Linked DNA regions of Homo sapiens: region 2 is linked to region 1. Evidence: chromatin loops called from intact Hi-C (ENCODE). Cell type or tissue: heart right ventricle. All regions are shown on one strand. Each heading gives the region's core, and the rest is flanking DNA. Links, peaks and the distances in the headings are about the cores only.

Region 1 (16,737 bases), core at 7,797-10,296:
TTGGCATGACAGATACCCTCTTAATAAATTTGTAACTGTACAATAGAGTACAGTATTGCTAAGTGTAGGCACAATGTTGTATGATGGATCTCTAGAATTTACTCATCTTGCACAACCAAAACTTTATACCTGTTGAATAGAAACTTCCCATTGTCCCCTCCCCTGCAACCCCTGACAACCACTACCTACTCTCTGCTTAGGTACATTTGACTATTTTATTATTTATTTAGTTATTTTAGAGACAGGGTCTCGCTCTGTCACTCAGGCTGGACTGCACTGGTGCTATCATAGCTCACTGCAGTATTGATCTCCTGGCTCAAGCGGTTCTCCCACTTCAGCCTTCCAAGTAGCTGGTACCACAGGCATGAACTACCGCACCCGGCTAATTTTAAATTTTTTTGTAGAGACTGGGTCTCGCCACATTGCCCAGGTTGGTCTTGAACTTGAACTTTCGGCCTCAAGAAATCCTCCCAACTTGGCTTCCCAAAGTGTTGGGATTACAAGCATGAGCCACCACGCTCAGCCTTTGACTATTTTAGATTCCCCATATAGGTGAAATCATACAGTATTTGTTTTTCTGTGACTAGCTTATTTCACTTAGCATAATGTCCTATAGGTTCACATGTTGTCACGTATCACAGGATTTCCTTCTTTAAGGCTGAATAACATTCCACGCATGTATATATCACATTTTATTTATACAGTCATCTATTAATGGACATTTAGGTTGTTTCTACACCTTGGCTATTGTGAATAATGCTACGATAAATGTTTTGCAAATATTTCTTTGAGATCTTGATTTCAATTCTTTTGGTGAGTTTGACTGAGATTGCTGGATCATAAGGCAGTTCTATTTTTAATTGTTTTAGGGACCCCCCCCCCCATTCTGTTTTCTATATCAGCCGAACCATTTCACATTCCCACCAATAGTATACAGGGGTTTCCAATTTCTCCACATCCTTGCCAGGACTTGTTATTTACTGGTTTTGTTTTGTTTTTGTTTTTGATAGCGGCCATCCTAACAGGTATGAGGTGATATCTCATTGTAGTTTTGATTTGCATTTCCTTAATGATTAGTGATGTTAAGCATCTTTTCATATACCCATTGACCATCTGTATGTCCTCTTAAAAGAAATGTCTATTCAAGTTATTTGCTCTCTTTTTTGCATTTTTTTTTTTTTTTGGTTTCTTGCTGTGGAGTTGTAGGTCAGTAAATACTTTTGAGTGAATGAATGAAGAAATCTCTATTTTAAAAGAACTAAATTAAATTAATGTATGTAAAGCAGTTAATGGAGCATTAGTATGCTGTGAATTACTCAATAAGTTAGTAATAAAAACCTAGGAAAAAAATGAGAGAAACATTTGACAGCAAAGGTTCCCAATAAAAAGAGTAAATACACTATAGAAAAGCAGTTTATTTCCTCTTGAATTAATAAGTAATTTATTAAAACTTTAAAAGTAATTTATTAAAATTCAAAAGTAATTTATTTCCTCTTGAAATAATAAGCATGTTATTTTTAATTTTCTTTTTAGTTTCAATTCAGCATGTGTTTGGGACTAAGGTGAACACCAATTCCCTTGGACCATCTGAGTTAATACCTTTTTTCTTTTAAAAATTTTACTTTTATAAAAATAATTTTTTGAAAATAGTTTAAAAATATATCTATTTATAAGGAAACTAATAAACATGTCCAAAATTATATAATTTCTAAAAATTAATGACTATGTTCAGAGCAGTTTTACGTTCTCAACAAAACTGAACAAAATGTATGGAGTTCCCATATACATCTCCTCTTCCCTACCCTGCATACACTTGCCTCCCCCACCATTAACATCTCCCACCAGAGTGGTGCATTTGTTGCAGTCAATGAACCAAGACTGGCACATCGTTATAAAACAAAGTCCATCGTTTACTTGGGAGTTCGCGCATGATGTACACTCTATGGGTTTGAACAAATATATAATGACATGTATCCACCATTATTGTTCCATACAGAATAGTTTCACTGCCCTGGTTTCTTTTACTTAGTAATGTGCATTTAAAATTCCTCCATGTCTTTCTCTGCCTTGAGCGCTCATTTCTTTTTAGCACTGAATAATATTTCATTGTATGGATGCTCCACAGTTTATTTATCCATTCACCTATCGAAGGACATCTTGGTTGCTTCAAAGTTTTGGCAATTATGAATAAAGCTGCTATAAACATCCACAAGCAGGTTGTGTGTGGACATAAGTTTTCAACTCATTTGGGTAAATAGCAAGGAGTGTGATTGTTAGATTGTGTGTATGGTAAGGGTATTTTTAGTTTTGTTAAGAAACTGCCAAAATGTTTTCCAAGCAAAATTATAGAATTTTAATTATGTTTAATGCCCCCTTTTATTCTCAAAAGTGTCCAAGTGTGGGTGATAAATGGTCACTGTACTTAAAAAGGATAATTTCTCCTGAATTACAGAAGGACAGTATTTCACCCTAGTTGTATTTCGTTGAACCAAATCAAAATGAATCACAAATAGCAATTAATCTTCTGAAGACTACTGGGGAGAGAAGAGAGGGCAAGTGAACCAGTTCTCGTTTTCCTTGCAGGAGAAATCAGCACAATGAGGTTAAGAGGCTTCTGCAGGCCCCAGCCAGCCAGCTGCAGAGTAAGAGTGCAATCAAAATCGCTGCAAACTCCATTTACTGTGCCATCCTCTCAAGACCAAAATCTTCCTTTATTGTCCAATTAGTTAGGGTTCCTTAGTTTCTAAGAACAGCACTCAATGGATTTAAAACAGACTGGCAGGCCTGGGAGGGGCCGTGGCCCCTAATTGGAGGGAGCCCCTGGCAGTTCTTTGAGCCTGGACTGCGGGCTGCTGGCAGCTGGCCCTCCACTTCCACTCCCTGCTGTGCTGGGATTTCCCCCCCCCCCCCCCGGCCTGTCCTCCACAGCCTGCACTGCACTTGTGGCTCTGCTTGCTGTTTTGGTTCCCTACTCTGGGGCAGAGCAAGGAAACCTGGAAACCATTAGAAAGTAAAGCATTATAGGTCTGAGGAAGTACTTGATTTTGTACCCTGCTACCTTTCCAGACCGCCACTGATCTGGCCCCCTGTACTTAAAGAAGAAATAGCTCTGGGAGCAGTCCCTCAGTTGTGCTGACATACCAAGTGCACAGGCTCTAGGCTGAGAAGGTCATGCCAGTCAAAAGCACTGCAATAGCATTTCATGTTCCTGGGACTCTTCTATGCGCTTAAATATTATTTAACCCTTATAAGAACTCTAGGAACTAGTTGTTATATTACCCACCTTCAATTTAAGGAGGAGGAAACCAAGGAACAGAAAGGCTGAGTAACTTTCCCAGGGTCACAAAGCAGATAATTGGTGGGGTTAGGATTTTAACTTGCATCATATGACCTGTTCCAGAATCTGGTCTTAATAATGAAGCCATGCATCTCTCCAATTTGCTAGCAATGTCTGAAATTTCCCTGCTTAACCTAATGGGTTAATTGGATCACTCTGCCATCATTGCTTCCATTCAAAGGAGTATTTTGCACAGTATAAAAACAAATTAATTTGGATCCAAATAATTTGACATAAATTGTAGGCCTCTCAAACTCAATTTCCTTCTGGATAAAACAGGCATAGATTCAGTATCCACATTTGTTGCAAGAATAAAATTATGTTTATAAAGTGTGGAGTGCTCGTATCAAGAAACTGCGTAGTAATACTACCTTCTACTACTCTTTTTTGTTATTATTATTTTTAGGCTGAATTTAAACTTTCCTTCCTCAATATCTATGAAAAGAGTTTGCAAACAGTACCTGCATATGTAAGGTACCATTAAGGGATATTTTAAAAACACTTCAAAAGCATTTGCTCACATTTCAACAATCAGCATGCAAATTACAAGTCATGCTTAAATATTTCTTATGGCACATTGCAAAGGACCTTCCCCTGTCACTCTTTGATGGCTGAGTTTCTGTTACTGAATATAGCTGAAAGTAATACAAAGTCAATTTAAATATTATCTATCATTCAGAATGGCTTTCTACCAATTTATTATACATGCATATAACATACTCCCATGCAGTAAGATGTCTTTAGACAGGTTCATGATAATATAAGAAAATAAGGGAACTAATAAAATAAAATTCATGTGCAGAGCTTTCTGTTGAACATCCCAGCCAATCCTCACTACTCATACAGACTTTTAGTCCATACCTAACCTTATACACAGGGTCCTTCATTATTTTGCATAATAGGGACTCCTCCCACAAAAGAATAGCCTTACTATTGATATTGAAGACATATGATGACTAAAACATATAACTAATTTGGTAACATACTGAAAGAATTTAAATTGCATGAATTTTAAGAGCTTCTACAACACATATGCTCAAAATATACCATTTATTTTCAGTCTATAGAGAATGCTTGTTATCTAGGTAGATGGTTTCAAGGAAGGATCCCTTCAGTAAATATAAGTCTCCACCCACCCCCCTGCACCCACCATTCTCTACCCAGGGAGGGCCTTGGCCCACCGGTTAAAATCCAATGTATGGTTCTTCAATGAAGCTAGAAGACACTCTTGGGGGTTCTGTTCAGCTTATCAGAGTTCTACCTTCTCTAGAATTGTTTCTCCACTATCCACATGATCCTAGGACCTGTTTCTTCCCCCTGGCCTTAGCCAATTGACTAGGGGTAGACCCCTCACCCAGAATAGGTCATAGTTTTCTACAGAAATTTAGAAATGGGACTAAGAGATTTCAATTCTCATCTGGGCTGGTTTCATGAATGGAGGAACAAAACTACCTTAGGAGTTGTGACTTAGCCAGACTAAACAAAATGGGCTTGATAGATGATGTGCTAGCCGGCAAAGAAAAATTAAAATGGAGAAAGAACGGACAGATGTGGGAGACTGGGACAAAAAGCCAAAACCAAAATCAAAACACACAAAAAACAAGAGCTGCCTAGATTCTTGCTGGCTTTCCAGTCCCTCATATGGCCAGGCTGCACCTCTGGTTCTTGGAACCTGTAAGACACTTCCCAATTCTTTATATCTTGTCCCCATTTTCTTTCCTCTTTAAGCTAGCTTGAGTTAGTCTCTACTACTTGAAACTGAAAATTCTAGCCAATATAAACAAGAACACAGGATCACATCAGGCAGGGAGACACCTGCTAACTCACGGAAGATGCTTGCAGATAGTCATAAAGCGTTGGATTTTTTTGTTCTTATTATTTATCACATGTTCAATCTGTCTCTCCCTCTGGATTCTAAACACGTTGATGTCAGAGCCTGAGCCTATTCTGCTACAATTTGTAACCGTCAGGGTGACTTTTAAAATGCACATATGTAAGAAGTCTTCTTTACTATAAAGTCATCACGCATTCATGATGATGATTTTATAATGTCCTGAATCTTCTCATTTTGGCTCAGATGTGAAATGACTTTGAATGCAAAAAGAAAGAGTATTTGAAAACAAGATATTTTTGCCAATTAACTTACAAATGAATGACCTTCAGTATATATGCTTGTAAACATCATGGAAGATACAGGTGGAAGTCACCTCTTCAAAGAAAGAGGGGGTATTTGAAGAGCTACTTCTGCTTTAGCTAGAGGGAAAACACTTTTTTATTTTTCATAAGTTTATAAATTTTCTAAAGTATGACAAACTTTGAAATTATACAAGATAAATTTACTTTAAAAAATTAGGAATTCAGACTGAGAATTCTTCAGTCCTTCAGATTGAGAATGCAATCTGAAAATGAGGTTGTCATTTGTATTTGGGGGGTATCATTTGTATTTTTTGGCCTACATTTTATTTCATCAGCATAAAAATCAGCATTTTGCCTTTCAGGCTAACCCATGAAACTGTGGAAATCTGAAATCCTTCTGATCAGAGCATTCACAACAGTAGCAGAGCGAGTTATTCTGATGCGGAGGTCAGTCTACTTCAGTGCTGGGGAAATAACTGCCAGAGATATGTTGTGGGTTGCTTTTCCTGCCCACAGTTCCATTTCTGTAGGAACTGTTCCCACTCAGGGACTCTGCCTGAGCTGCCATGATTTAATTAGGGAAGACCAAGAAAACTGGAGGGAGTAAGATAACCAAGAGGGCGCTGCCCCCTAATGGCTTCCACGGTCACAGATCCATTCCTAGGGTCTGGCCATCCTCTTTTCTGAGAGGTCTTTCTATAGGTGTGACCAATTCCTCCTTAACTAGAACTAGCTTAAGTAAGTTGCCCATTTCTGGGGGGAGAGATACTTTGCAAAGATTAATTTTATCATTTTTCCATGTTAAATACACATGGTGGGCAAAAGAAAAAACATCATAAACTATGTTTCTTATAATATATAACATTAGGGAATAAATCTTAAAGTAAGGAGCAGGAGAGAGCAAATGGTTTAGAGTTAAAAGATATAAACAATAACTTAGGATCTTTAAGAGGCTGCTGAAGCTCTTTGTGCCTCAGTTTCCTGAAGTGTCAATGAAGGCAATGCTGATATGCACCCTTCTGACCCACCTACTTTATAGAGTTACTGCAATGATAAAATGAGATCACATATGTGAAAAAGCTACGGCAGTTTAAAAGTGTTACGCATACATTTAAAACTACTTCTGTTTTGAAATTATTAGGGCTAAATTTAGTATTAAGAAAGTTCCTTTTTCACAGGTTATTTCCTGTTGCTAGAAGACACTTATGAATCTTGTAAGTCTTTAGATTGAGAATCAATTGTCGGAGTACAGAGACCAGTGAGGAATTAAATTCAGTTGCTTAAGAACAGGGCAACCCCTCTTCTCTCACGCCCTCAATATTGTTCTCTCATACAAAAGAAATCCAGAGGGGGACAGTCCAAGGATGGTACTGGAGTTTTACAATACTGTTACGGAACAACTCAGCTCTTTCCAGCTCTCCAGTCAGCCATCCTTAGAGCTTGACTCCCACATTTCCAAGATGGCAGCCTCAGTGCCTGCCACGTGTCTGTATTCCAGGCAGGCAACAGGGACAGGGCATAGGTAAAGAAGGTGCATTTCAGCAGTCAGCTTCTTTTAGAGAGCTTCCCTAGAATCCCCATCTAGTGACTTCCATTTATATCTCCTCAACCAGAAATGTGTCACACTGACCACCCCTAGCTGCAAGGAAAACTTAGAACCAGGGTTGTTGTTTGGCTGGACACCTTGCTACCCCAAATAAAATCTGGGTTCTCTTAGTAATGAAGAAAGGAAGAATGCATATTGAATAGGTCTCTCTTACACTAGCCACTGAAAATGCTGATTACTAGAATTTGAGGCAATTGTATTAATTGTCCATTTTTAAGATAGTTTAATGCTAGACATATTGGTGATACCCTAAAAGAACCAAAGCCCCACTGCCTTGGCCAGTGCCATGACTTCAAGGCTGGAAGAAGATCCAAGCTTTCCCCATTTCAGTCAAGTGCTTTACTCAGCAGTCTACTCCATGTCTGGTTTCCAACACAACCACCACCTGGGGTTCCTACCAACCCAAGAGATGGGTTCAGTGGTGTGGTCAGTGGAAAATGGCCTCCAAAGATGTCCACACCCTGGGTCCCAGAACTTGTACAGATGTTACCTTACATTACAAAGGGATTTTGTAGACCTAATTAAGAGGATGAATCTTAAAATGGGGAGATTATCCTGGATCATCTGGGTGGCCCAACCTAATCATGAGTCCTTAAAAATGGAGAATCTTTTCCAACTGTGTCAGAGAGATGGGACCAAAGAAAGAGGAAAGATTCAAAACATGAGGAGGACTTGGCACAATCCCCTCTCCTGCTGCTGACTTGGAAGACGGGAGAAAGGAACATAAACCAAGCAATGCAAGCAGCTGGGAATGACCCTCAGCCCACAGCTGCATGGAAATGGAAACTTCAGTCCTACAACCTCAGGGACCTACATTTTGCCAACCTGAATGAGTAAGAAAATGGATCATCCCTTAGATCCTCCAGAAAGGACAGAGCCCTGCCGACGCTTTGCTTTTAGCTCCATGGGACCTGTGTCAGCTTCCCATCTACAGAACCTTAAGATAATAGGTTTTTGTTGTTTTATGTCACTACGTTTGTGGTAATTTGTTACAGCAACAATAGGAAACTAATATAAGTGGGTTGGCAGAGGCTGCAAGCTCTTCCGAAATATTCTTCATAGCTTTAAGCAAGCTAATAAATGAAATGTCTCCTTACCTGCACAGAAACAGTTTCTGACAAATTAACGGACTGGAGGCCATTAAAGGGTAAAAGGCAATAGGGTGCTCAGGAGGTAAGCAAGAAAAAGGAAAAGATGGGGAAGGACTGAAACCCTGGAAGAGAAAGAACATGGTTATGTGCTGTTGGAGGCTGCCTGCACCAATGCCATTTGGTCACACATGCCCTCAGGGCTGGCCATGTTGGACATGCTCTAGATTGAACACTCTGCTCATTAACTGGTTGCAATGCTCCCCTCCTCCCCACAAAGCCCCTTTGTTCTTCTCTTTGAGGCAAACAAGTTCATTTGACTTCGGATCTCATCTGGAGTTGAAGTAGCTGACATCTACTTTGTTACAGAAGCAGCTGCTGAGGCAGCAGGACAGCTGAAGCCCTGAAATGCCCGGGGTGGTGGGAACCAGACCTCTTAGAGTAAGAGCAAAGGCCGGGTAGGGCTAGTCTTCATGATGGGCATGCAGGGAAATCACAGGGACAGACTCAAATGTCTACAGGGCCACACAGATGATGCAAATGAGTGAAGCAAGCCAGGTAGAAGAAAAAGCAATATATAGTAGTTACAGAACAGCACAAGCGCCAACGCCAAACAAATCCAGGGGAAGGCCGTTGCAGGCTCTCACTTTGCAATCTCATCTCTAAAGCAAAGGACAGGGCACATTAGTGGATGTAAAGAGTGGGCTGGCTGTCAGTCACCCTGCTAGATGTGGGTTTTGGGGAGGAGAGGCTGTAGCCTTACTGTCATTCTCCAAACACTAAGCCCATGCCTGGGACACTATAGGTGCTTAGAACACTGTTTAAGAATGTCGTAGAGAGGATACACAGCCAGCCGAGGCCTCTGCACTTTTTGTCGTCTTGCCCTCTGCCCCACTTTCACCCAAAGTTGTCTCAAAACCCACATATTTCACTTTTTGCCACTTCGATCCTATGAGTCACCAACTTCACACTCTATCAGAATCATGACATGGCCCATGAATTTTAACTCTCAAGTTCGTCTACGACTTCTCAAAACCCCTCGGCCTCACTGGCCTGTAGGTGACCTCTCGTGGTAAAAGAGGGTAACTGCACAGTGAAGAACCTTTTACATCCGAAAAATTCGATTCATATCAATTCAATCAATAGTTATAAAGTGTCCGAGGAAGAAGAAAAAATAAAAGTAGGGGACCTTTAAAACAAATCGTAACTTTTTCAAAAAAGGAATACTTTGAGGTGGATAGAAACACGGAAAGAAGGCTTACATTGGGACAGAGGAGATATAATTTTCTAATTCATATTTTTCTAACTTATTTCCCAGGATTGCTGAAAAATTGGAACTGAGTTTTCCAATCATTTAGTACAGGCTTTCGATCCTAAAGATATGGCACAGAATCTGGAGTCTGGTATACATAATATGTGCAAATTTGAGGCACATCATTTAAAGTTTCTGAGACTCAGTTTCTACATCTGAAAAATGGGAATAATACCAGTTCCACTTAACTTCTATGATTGTTATGAGGTCTAAATTAGATGAGATATGTACAGTGTTTTCTGTATTGGACCTTATAATCTTTTGGTTCATGATATATTCTCATCAGTCCTCATGCAGCTTGCTTTCATTTATTTAGCTGTTTTATTATAAACTGTACTTGTAACTGTAAAGTGTTGTGCACATATTAACTTAGGGATGCAGTGATAAAAATAATAAACTTGATGGAAAATTATGCAATTTCTTTCCATGATATAAACATGAGTTAGATTGAGTTCTTCTTCCTCCTTTCCTTTTAAATGCTCTCTGGAATTTTTCTCATCCTCTTTCTCAAATCAATTCAGTCATCCTTTATTTTATTTTTTTACCTCTTCTGTATTCAGTTTGTTCCCATATTATTTTATAAGTGCCCTTCAATTAATTCATTAATGTAGGTTCTTATTTGAAATAATACAAAGAGAAATCATGTATTATGGTAGAGGGTTGGAGCAAATTACCTTTAAGTCACTCATTCATCCATTCATTCTGTAAATATTTAGTGAGCTTCTATTATATGGCATTGTGATAAGCACGAGGGATATAAAGTGAATAAAATGAACAAGGTCTTTGCCCTCATGGAACTTACCCTGAGGAGTTTACAATAGAAATAATTAAACATATCCTGTGAGCTCTGAGAAGTGCTGTAAAGAGAATAAACAAGGGTGAAGATACAGGAGATGGGAGAGTGAGCATGTAGTTATCTGGGGAAAAGCATTCCATACAAAGTGAACAGCAAGTTCTAAAGTCCTGAGGTGGGAGCAAAGAGGAGCATCATACAGTCCTCTACCATGTGTAAGTAATTTATTGGACATCTCATGGATATATGTGTACAGTCTATCAATATGCATACATAGATATGTATAAACATAGATATATGTATAAATATATAAGTAAATATACATAAAATACATACATTATATGAATATCTTAAAACCTTATCAGGAGCGTGTTAAACCTTAGCTATGAGAAAAAATAGTATTGACATATCCTGCCTTCAGATAAAGTTCATTAAACATATTTTTGGGACAAGAAAAAATCTGGAAAAGTAATTTAATGGATACTTTTTGGATGGCCTTGGTGACAGATTTCCAGGAATGAGGTCACGGCTGCTTTGTTAACACTGCTATACATTGTCACTTGTAACAGCATATGTAGCTTCACAACTTAACATCAATATTTTAAAAAGTAAAATAATCTGGCTGGGCGCGGTGGCTCATGCCTCTAATCCCAGCACTTTGGGAGGCTGAGGTGGGCGGAACATGAGGTCAGGAGTTCGAGACCAGCCTGTCCAACATGGTGAAACCCTGTCTCTACTAAAGATACAAAAAATTAGCTGGGCGTGGTGGCACACGCCTGTAATCCCAGCTACTCGGGAGGCTGGGGCAAGAGAATCGCTTTAACCCGGGAGGCGGAGGTTGCAGTCAGCTGAGATCATGCCACTGCACTCCAGCCTGGGTGACAGGGTGAGACTCCGCCTCAAAAAAAAAAAAAAGTAAAATAATCTGTTTACTTTGTAAACATTAGCTTATGGAATTTCAGGACCAATCTCTTTGTTTTCTGTATTTTTTCTGCCAATATTACATGATTTTATTACAAAAGAAGTCTGGGTGAACTTTTTTATTGCTGGAACGAAAATCCTAATTACTCTGTATCATGGAGTTTGAAGGCAAGGAGAAACAAGGCTGTTGAAAGGTTCCATGAAATCTCTATCAGTGCAAAACCTGTGTACCATGAAATGGTAAATCTGCAACATTTCATTTTTTCTTCTAATCTTCGCTGTACAGACAGTTGCAGGCTTTCTCTTTCTCTACTTCCCTTAATTCCATAAAACTTTAATGCCTACTCTGCAGAAGGCATGGCATCTATGGTTTGAGATGGAAAGACACACAGGAGGGGAAGAACTGACTTGTGCTGAGAGGCCAACATGAAACTGTTCAGAGTTTTAAAGACATATCACACAGTTCACTATGGACAGAAACTTGGAGGTGGCAGTTCCTGCAGAAGTGTTGGGAATATGGCTGGAAAGACTGAGAAGAAAGTATCCTGAAAGCTTTGAATATGACAATGGAAGAGGCTGTTTACAAAATTTTCAGCCATCATGAGGATTTTAAAAAGGAAAAAATGAAATGATAGCACCAGTGTTTGCCTCCAAGATGATCTTCACAAGTTGGGTGATTATTACATTTAGGCTGAGCCTAGATATGTCCTCCACCTTGCTTGATTCATTGTGTTTTTCTGTTCAAGTATTAGAAAACACGTACCACAGAGCGAATGGAGAGTAATCAGCTAATGGCTCATTATTTATGTATAAAATGAAGATGTCCTGCACGAAAATCAATTCACATTGAGTTCAAATGCACACTCACATTCATCTCTAAGTAACTTATTCCCCCACTACCCCCATGGAGGATTTTAACAAACCCAAGCTGGGAAGATGAATTTACAACCCAATTTGTTCTTTTCTCCAAATTGAAATATCAATGCATCCAAAGAGAGATTTAAAATCAATGACACTTCTAAATTCAACACAGATACGCTGTCTAGCATTTCAAGACTAGAACTTATTGTTAAAGTGAGTACTGTTTATACTGTTTATTCTGTTTCAGAGCAAAAGCTATACTTAAAAAAGTTGAGATCCAATTCATTCATGTACAGGAAGCTACCCTGACAGGTTTCATTGGGTTTTAAAATCAGAGTTGAGTGGTCGCTTCAATTTTACAGAAATGGAGTTTATAAAATGTAAACCCTAGAGAGACTGATATTTTTCAGAGTTAATTTCCTTCTACCCTCACCTTGCTCATCTCTGCAAATGAAATGGTGCCCTTTCTTGGGCTTTTTTTTTTTTTTTTGATAGGGTCTTACTCTGTTGTCCAGACTGAAGTGCAGTGGCACAATCTCAGATCATTGCAGCCTCAACCACCAGGGTTGAAGCAATCCTCCCACCTAAGCCTCCTGAGTAGCTGGGAATACAGGCATGTGCCACTACACTCGGCTAATTTTTGTATTGTTTTTGTAGAGACAGGGTTTCTCCATGTTGCCCACGTTAGTGTTGAACTCCTGGGCTCAATTGATCTGCCTGCCTCGGCTTCCCAAAGTGCTGGCATGAGCCACCATGCCCAGCTGGCACTTTTCTTTTAATGGAGGTATAACTTAGATACCATAAATGCACAGATCTTAAATGTACAATTTGATGAATGTGTGTATGTGTGTGTGCGCTTGTATACACATCCTTGTAAGATATAAACCATTTCCATCACCCTAGAAAATTCCTTTTTGCCCCTTCTCAGCCAATACTTCCCCTTACCCCTATAGGTAACTGCTATTCTCACTTATATCATCAGAGATTAGATGTACTTGTTCTGTTCTTGAACTTCATAAAAATCTAATCTTAGAGTATATACTCTTTTGTGTCTGGCTTTATTAACTCAATATAATGATTTAAAATTCACCCATGTCATTGTATCTATCAGTAACTCAGAATTTTTCACTGTTGAGCAGTATAGCATGGTATGAATATACTTCAATTTGTTCATCCATTATTTTACTGATGCACATTTAGGTCACTTCCAGCACGGACACTGTTTTTGACAGATTTCCATGGGGGTTAAGACTGGGATAGATGGACATAGCAAATGATCTGAGAATTCTAAGTTTAGGAGCCACAGATCTTTTCTACAGACTGTTCTACATACTTTACATCACAAGTTCCTGCCACAAATAGAATATACCTTTCTCACACCCTATAAAGTATCTGAATCAAAATGATTAAGCATCCAATTAAATATATTTGGTTCAGCGTGGTGCTAATAAACACACAAGTGTGGACTGAATCTTATATGGTCTTATTGGTTTTTCTGGTGAAAAGGGCTCCATTTCCAGGTCTTAGAAAACAACAGAGACCCCCTTGAGCCATCTCAGCAGGGCATGCAATTGAGCACAAAGGTGACAGAAAGTGTGTGTCACCTGGAAAAACTCATCCAGATTAGAAACTAAGCCCCTAGTATATCATGTTCAACTTGGGTGAATTGTAAAGACATTGAAAAAAGCAACATATTCAAATACCTACTGTTTACAGTGTCAATAAAATGCTACGGAAATATTAATGGTAATAGCATACATTGATTCTTCCATAGGACACATACTATCTTTAATCCTCACAACACTACCAAGTGAGTATTGTTCTTCCCACAGTTCAGGTGAAGAAGCAGACTCAGGGGCATTAAGTAAATTAAGAGTAAATTAAGGTCATGTACTTAGTAAGTAACAGACCCAGAACTTGATCCTAGGGTGTCACATTCTAAAGCCCACCCAATTCTCCTTACACTAAGACATCTTTATACAATTAGTAGGCACCATATATTCTATACTTGAAGAAGTTAGATATAGGTACAACTAACTCACTTGTGATCCATTAGTGGTTTTTGATGATGAGAACTGCAAACCTCTAATATCTCCATTCCAAAATGATCAGCACCCAGAGAAACTCTAGAAGTTTCCAGCGGCACACAAGGAGCTTAAATATTATACAACAAAGACCTATGTGCTCATAAGAACAGCTTTCCTCAGTGCCTCCATGATACACCAGTCAAAACATTTCATCAGTTCTAATTTTTTTCTACCTTAAAAATAAGATTATTTTGAATGAGAGATTTTGCTACTGCCTCTCAAATAAGCACACACTTTAAAAATAGCAAAGAACAGCAGATATTTTTAGGGTAAAAAAAAAACACACATGGTGATGTCCTCAGATTCCAAAGATAAGTCTTTTTATGAGAGCTTTTTCTATTTATTTTGATTCAGTAGTAAGAACACCTGCAGAAAGATCAGCTCTCTTCACAAGACCATTTCTTAAGCATTCATCGCAGACATAACAGATGATAGCATGGAGACAGACTAAGCTAAGAGAGCTGGAGCACAACTGATGATTCCTACGTCCCGCACGTGTTCTAAGAAAACGACATTCCCATAATTCAGGCATTCAAAACTAAGTGAGGCATGGCAGACAAGAGCATTGCAACATCAGAAAGTCATTTTGCTTGGAGACGGTCCAGGTTTCTTCCAAAGAGTAGTAGATTATTTAACCACAGAGATAAGTTTTAATAACATTTGTGCAATCATTTTTCAATGCATGGGAGGAAACAAGCTATAGCATTGGGCTGTTTCACCCAGATTTAAAACATTCCTTAGACTGTGTGGCGAGGGAATAGAAGGAATGGATAACCAGGCTGGTGGTGCTAGATACCACACACCCTTCACCCTCCCTTGTATTCTATTTGACTATATGAGTTTTGAAGGCTGGGGCTACATAAAATGTCATTTGTCCTTTTTATAAGCATATTTTCTGTGTTATGTAAAATATCCATAAATATAAATTTAATGCCTGCAAGTATTATCTCATATGTTGTGCAGTAATTTGTTTAATCATTGGCAAAATTCAAAGAATGAATCATCTCAATATAGAAAAGGGTGCAGAGAACCAGCCATCTATCCTTCTATACTGGCATACTTGGTAGTATATTTGGTATTTAACAAACATTTTGGCAAAATATAAAAAAAGTTTTATCAACTTAACAAGATTCATCAAAATATTTAATGCCTTTTTAAAATTAAAATGTCTAGAAATAAGTAACTAAAGTAGAATTTTAGCAATGAGAAAGGATACTTCATGGTTGCTTTAATTTACATCTGTTATTACTAGTGAGTGGAACAGTTTTTGAGATGCATACTAGCCATCTGATTTTCTCTTTAGGAAACTGTCATGTCCTCTGCTCATTTATCCATTGTGGCCTTAGTGTTATTCATAAGAATTATAATAAGCTAGTTATATAATGAGAATATTATCCATTTATCTGTTAAAGTTTGTTTATGACTCAGGTGCCTGTTTTAATCTAAACCTAAAACTGATCAACCCCAAAAGAGGAAGCAGTTAAGTGGCAACAACAAAGAAAAAAAACAAAAACCAAACCACTTTCATATTTCTAGCTCAAAACAAATAGCTACTTAAACACAAAAGCATTTAGAAATTCTCCAACAAGGGACTCACATTCAGTGAATGAAGTCTTTCATAGGAACCCTTAAAGCACAGCAATGATATAAACATAATGAAGAGAAATCTGTTACTATCACATTGACATGCCTCCCCACTTTATATCAAGTGGAAAATATCGAATCAGTTCAAATATATCTGGATCTAAAACAAAATCAAGTTTCCTTTGGTCAGCAAGAACAAGCCACAGCATTTACATCTTTGTTCAGTCCACACTAAAGACTGAAGTCTTGGGGACAAGTATAAGAAGGCAGAGAGATCCTGGACACACCTAGACTGGAGGAAGTCTGTGGTCACACTTGTGCTGGACAGCCTGTCGGAGTTTACACAACTGCAGCCAAAGACAACTTCCACTGCAGTGAGAATTCTGATGCCCAGGGCCAGTTTGTGGCCCAGTGCAGTTGTACTTTATTATTCTTTGCCAAGGGACCAATAGTTAGCACTTTTAGAAAAACACGAGCCTCTGCATTATTTATTCCTTAGAGATAGGGGATGATGCCCAGTCTCAACAGTTGCTTTGGCTCTTTAATTATATTGTAAAATTAACTGTGACAGGTTGTTTTATTTCTTTTGTGTCAACCAAAAGCACCCATGGGATACATAATTTGGTGATCAAAGCCTTAATTTAGGAAAGTTAAGAAAGATTTTAGGAAACAGACTGATATCTAATGTGCAGAGGCAGCGTGGAAAAGGAAATTAGCAAACATTCAGCTAAAATGTTCTCAAGGGCAGGGACTCATAGTAATAATGGAGTCATTTCAAGCTTGAAGGAGGTTACCTATGGGAGACTGCCAGATCGCTTCAGGGATCGCTGCGTTTCATCAGCCTAAAAATGGAGCTGCCTCTAGAATTTCTAGGTCAGCAAAAGATAAAGAGGAGACACTAAAATCTAACAAAATGAGAGGCTGGCATGAAACATTTATAAGGGGTTAAGAATGCTGTAGATGAACAAATTAGGAGGCTATACACCAAATCTAGAATATTGTATCCACGATC
Region 2 (2,609 bases), core at 110-2,609, 500 kb before region 1:
AAGCAATTCTTCTGCCTCAGCCTCCTGAGTAGCACAGATTACAGGCACATGTCATCACGCCTTGCTAATTTTTGTGTTTTTAGTAGAGGCGGGGTTTCACCATGTTGGCCAGGCTAGTCTTGAACTCCTGACCTCAGGTGATCCACCCGCCTCCGCCTCCCAAACTGCAGAGATTATAGGCACGAACCACAATGCCCGGCCTCATGTTTTTTATTTTTCAAGTTGAAATGAGGTCTCTCTATGTTGCCCAGGTTGGTCTCAAACTCTTGAGCTCAAGTAATCCTCCCACCTTGGCCTCCCAAAGTGCGGGGATTACAGGTGTGAGCTACCATGCCCAGCCAAGATCAGTGTTAATGAATCAACTATATATATTACATAAGGTGTCTTTAAACAGAAATAAGGTTATATATTGATCGATTGGTAACAATGTTGTGACCAGCAGCTTACAGGGTACCTAGCCTTGTATTTCTCCTATAAATAATTTGCTCGTTGAGTGTTTGTGGCAACTTTGTAGCACATAACTACCAAGAATAAGGACTGTAATAAGAGTACGTCCCTCACAGGATTGTAATGAAGACTGAGTCCATTTACATAAAGGCTGAGAGCAGTGTCAAGCAGATGGAGAACACTGTAGAATGTGCGATAGCTCTAACAGTGGTTATCATGGCTGCCCTCTCACTTCTTCAGAGACATGTGTTTCTAAGGTCTGCACTCTGCCCCACCCTCCCCATCCACTGTCCCCCAGCCCGTTTCCTCCTCCACTTACTTCCCAGCCCTGTGCCTTCTGCCTTCTCTTTTCTGAGTTTGCTAAGGGCACTGCTGGCTCAAGAGCAGTAACTAACAGTCTCTCGCCTCTTCTCTCCATGGCAACCAGTGACCTTTGGAGAATGTAAACCTTATCACCAATCTCTTAAAGCCCTTCGGTGCCTTCCCAGGATGACGTCCAGCTGAGGTCCTTGGCAAGACCCAGGGCGCCCCCTCCTCGCTCCATCACCTCCCCTGTCACCTCCCCTGCATCTCCCTACTCCAGCTGCACCACTCTTGTGCCCCAGTGGCTCTTGTCTGATTATTTCCTTCATCTCCCCAGCTGGTCAGCAGAGCTGGTGGTAATCAACTCAGACCCTGTCACCTGGATGTCCAGCAGTTAGGGACTAAAAAAAATCAACAGGTCACATTCTGTCCTGCAGATCATGATAATAAGATCTGTCAGACAGCAGTCAGCAGTCAGAGCCAAATCTTCTGGACTTCAGCAGGATTCTGCCTCTTGCTATTTCCTGTTGCCTCTCTTAGTGACCTTTTAAGAGCATTGTGGATGCCTCCCAGCCTCCTGCTAACCACCCTGTAACCTGAACAGCCTGCAGCAGCCCTGCCCAGTAGAACTTCCTGATGTGATGGAAATGCTGTGTCTGCACCACTAGCCACATGTGGCCACAGGATTCTCGAAACTGGTGGTGCAGTTGAGGAGCTGACTTTATATTTTATCTCATTAAATTTAAATGTAAATAGCTACGTGTGGCTTGTTGGCTAGCCTATTGGAAAACACGGGCTTAGAGAGACACAGGGAGAATCACTGTAATGCACTAAAAGAAGGTAAAAAAAAAAAAATCCTAAGAAATATTCCTAAAATACTTTAATATAGGGCTGGGTGCGGTGGCTCACATCCAGCATTTTGGGAAGCTGAGGAGGGCAGATCACTTGAGGCCAGGAGTTCAAGACCAGCCTGGCCAACATGGTGAAACCCCGTCTCTACTAAAAATACAAAAAATCGGGTGCGGTGGCGGGTGCCTGTAATCCCAGCTACGCGGGAGGCTGAGGCACGAGAATCACTCGAACCCGGGAGGCGGGGGTTGCAGTGAGCCGAGATCGTGCCACTGCACTCCAGCCTGGGCGACAGAGCGAGACTTCATCTCAAAAACAAAAAACAAAAACCAAAAAAAAAAACTTCAGCATGATTATTTAACCAAAATGCAGGTTAGTTGTTCACCGGATGCAGAGTCCAATTAACAAGAGCAAGGCCTGGTACCAAAAAAAGTGAATTTACTCCGAAACTAGCTTGGGTGAGGGGTACAAAGCATCCTGCCTTTCTTTAAAAGTGCTGCTTCCCCTTGGAAGTAGAAAGTGGACACTTTTATAAGGTAAGGGGGGAAGTGTGCAAGGGCAAGTGGGGGGGTCCCTCTGCTAGTTCCGTGCATACTCTACAGGACAGTTGACTTGGCACCTTCCTGGTTAGTAATAAGCTGTAGCAGTGGCCAAGTGGGCATGCTTTCAGTATGCCCTCCCAGTGAATGAAAGTCCTGAGGCAACCCCCAAGGGTGGAAGTGCCAGGCCACCACCCACTGGAGGTGAAAGTTCCGTGATGGGTTTGCTTTGGTCTGCGAATCTACTGTCATGTGGAGAGATCTGTGCTCTGGAAGAGCATACAGTTAGAAAAGCTTGCCCTGAAGGGAATGTATGGTGAAGGGGAGGTGAAAGGTTATATTTGCATTTCTGAAGGGCTAAGTAGGAAACCGGGAACCAGGGGAGAGGAGAAGAGAAGAGAGGATAATTTTTTTTAAGAAAAGCAACATATTCCCTTTTTCTTAGAAAAAATGGAGCACTCGGTTACAGGC

Evidence for each region. Hi-C counts contacts between places; a loop is a spot of excess contacts. Peaks named below come from ENCODE experiments on the same cell type or tissue, not always from the same donor. Only the 100,000 strongest peaks of a DNase experiment are listed, where the experiment ranks them.
Region 2: a loop joins it to region 1, with 5 times the contacts of the local background. A loop is called at or near these places in 21 of 110 quality-filtered maps.

The regions. Positions count from the first base shown.
Region 1 is chr9:69,540,380-69,557,116 of GRCh38, forward strand. All of the region lies in intron 1 of APBA1 (amyloid beta precursor protein binding family A member 1), which reads right to left. Among named protein-coding and RNA genes, the nearest start is that of APBA1, 120 kb to the right of the region's middle. In heart right ventricle, for the core only: CTCF peaks have their summits at 9,235 (motif pointing left) and 9,441; no DNase peak of the experiment used is centred there.
Region 2 is chr9:69,043,683-69,046,291 of GRCh38, forward strand. All of the region lies in intron 1 of FXN (frataxin), which reads left to right. Among named protein-coding and RNA genes, the nearest start is that of FXN, 9.2 kb to the left of the region's middle. RefSeq lists a silencer at 1,091-1,385 and an enhancer at 1,688-2,609. In heart right ventricle, for the core only: no CTCF peak of the experiment used is centred there; no DNase peak of the experiment used is centred there; H3K27ac peaks cover 1,442 bases.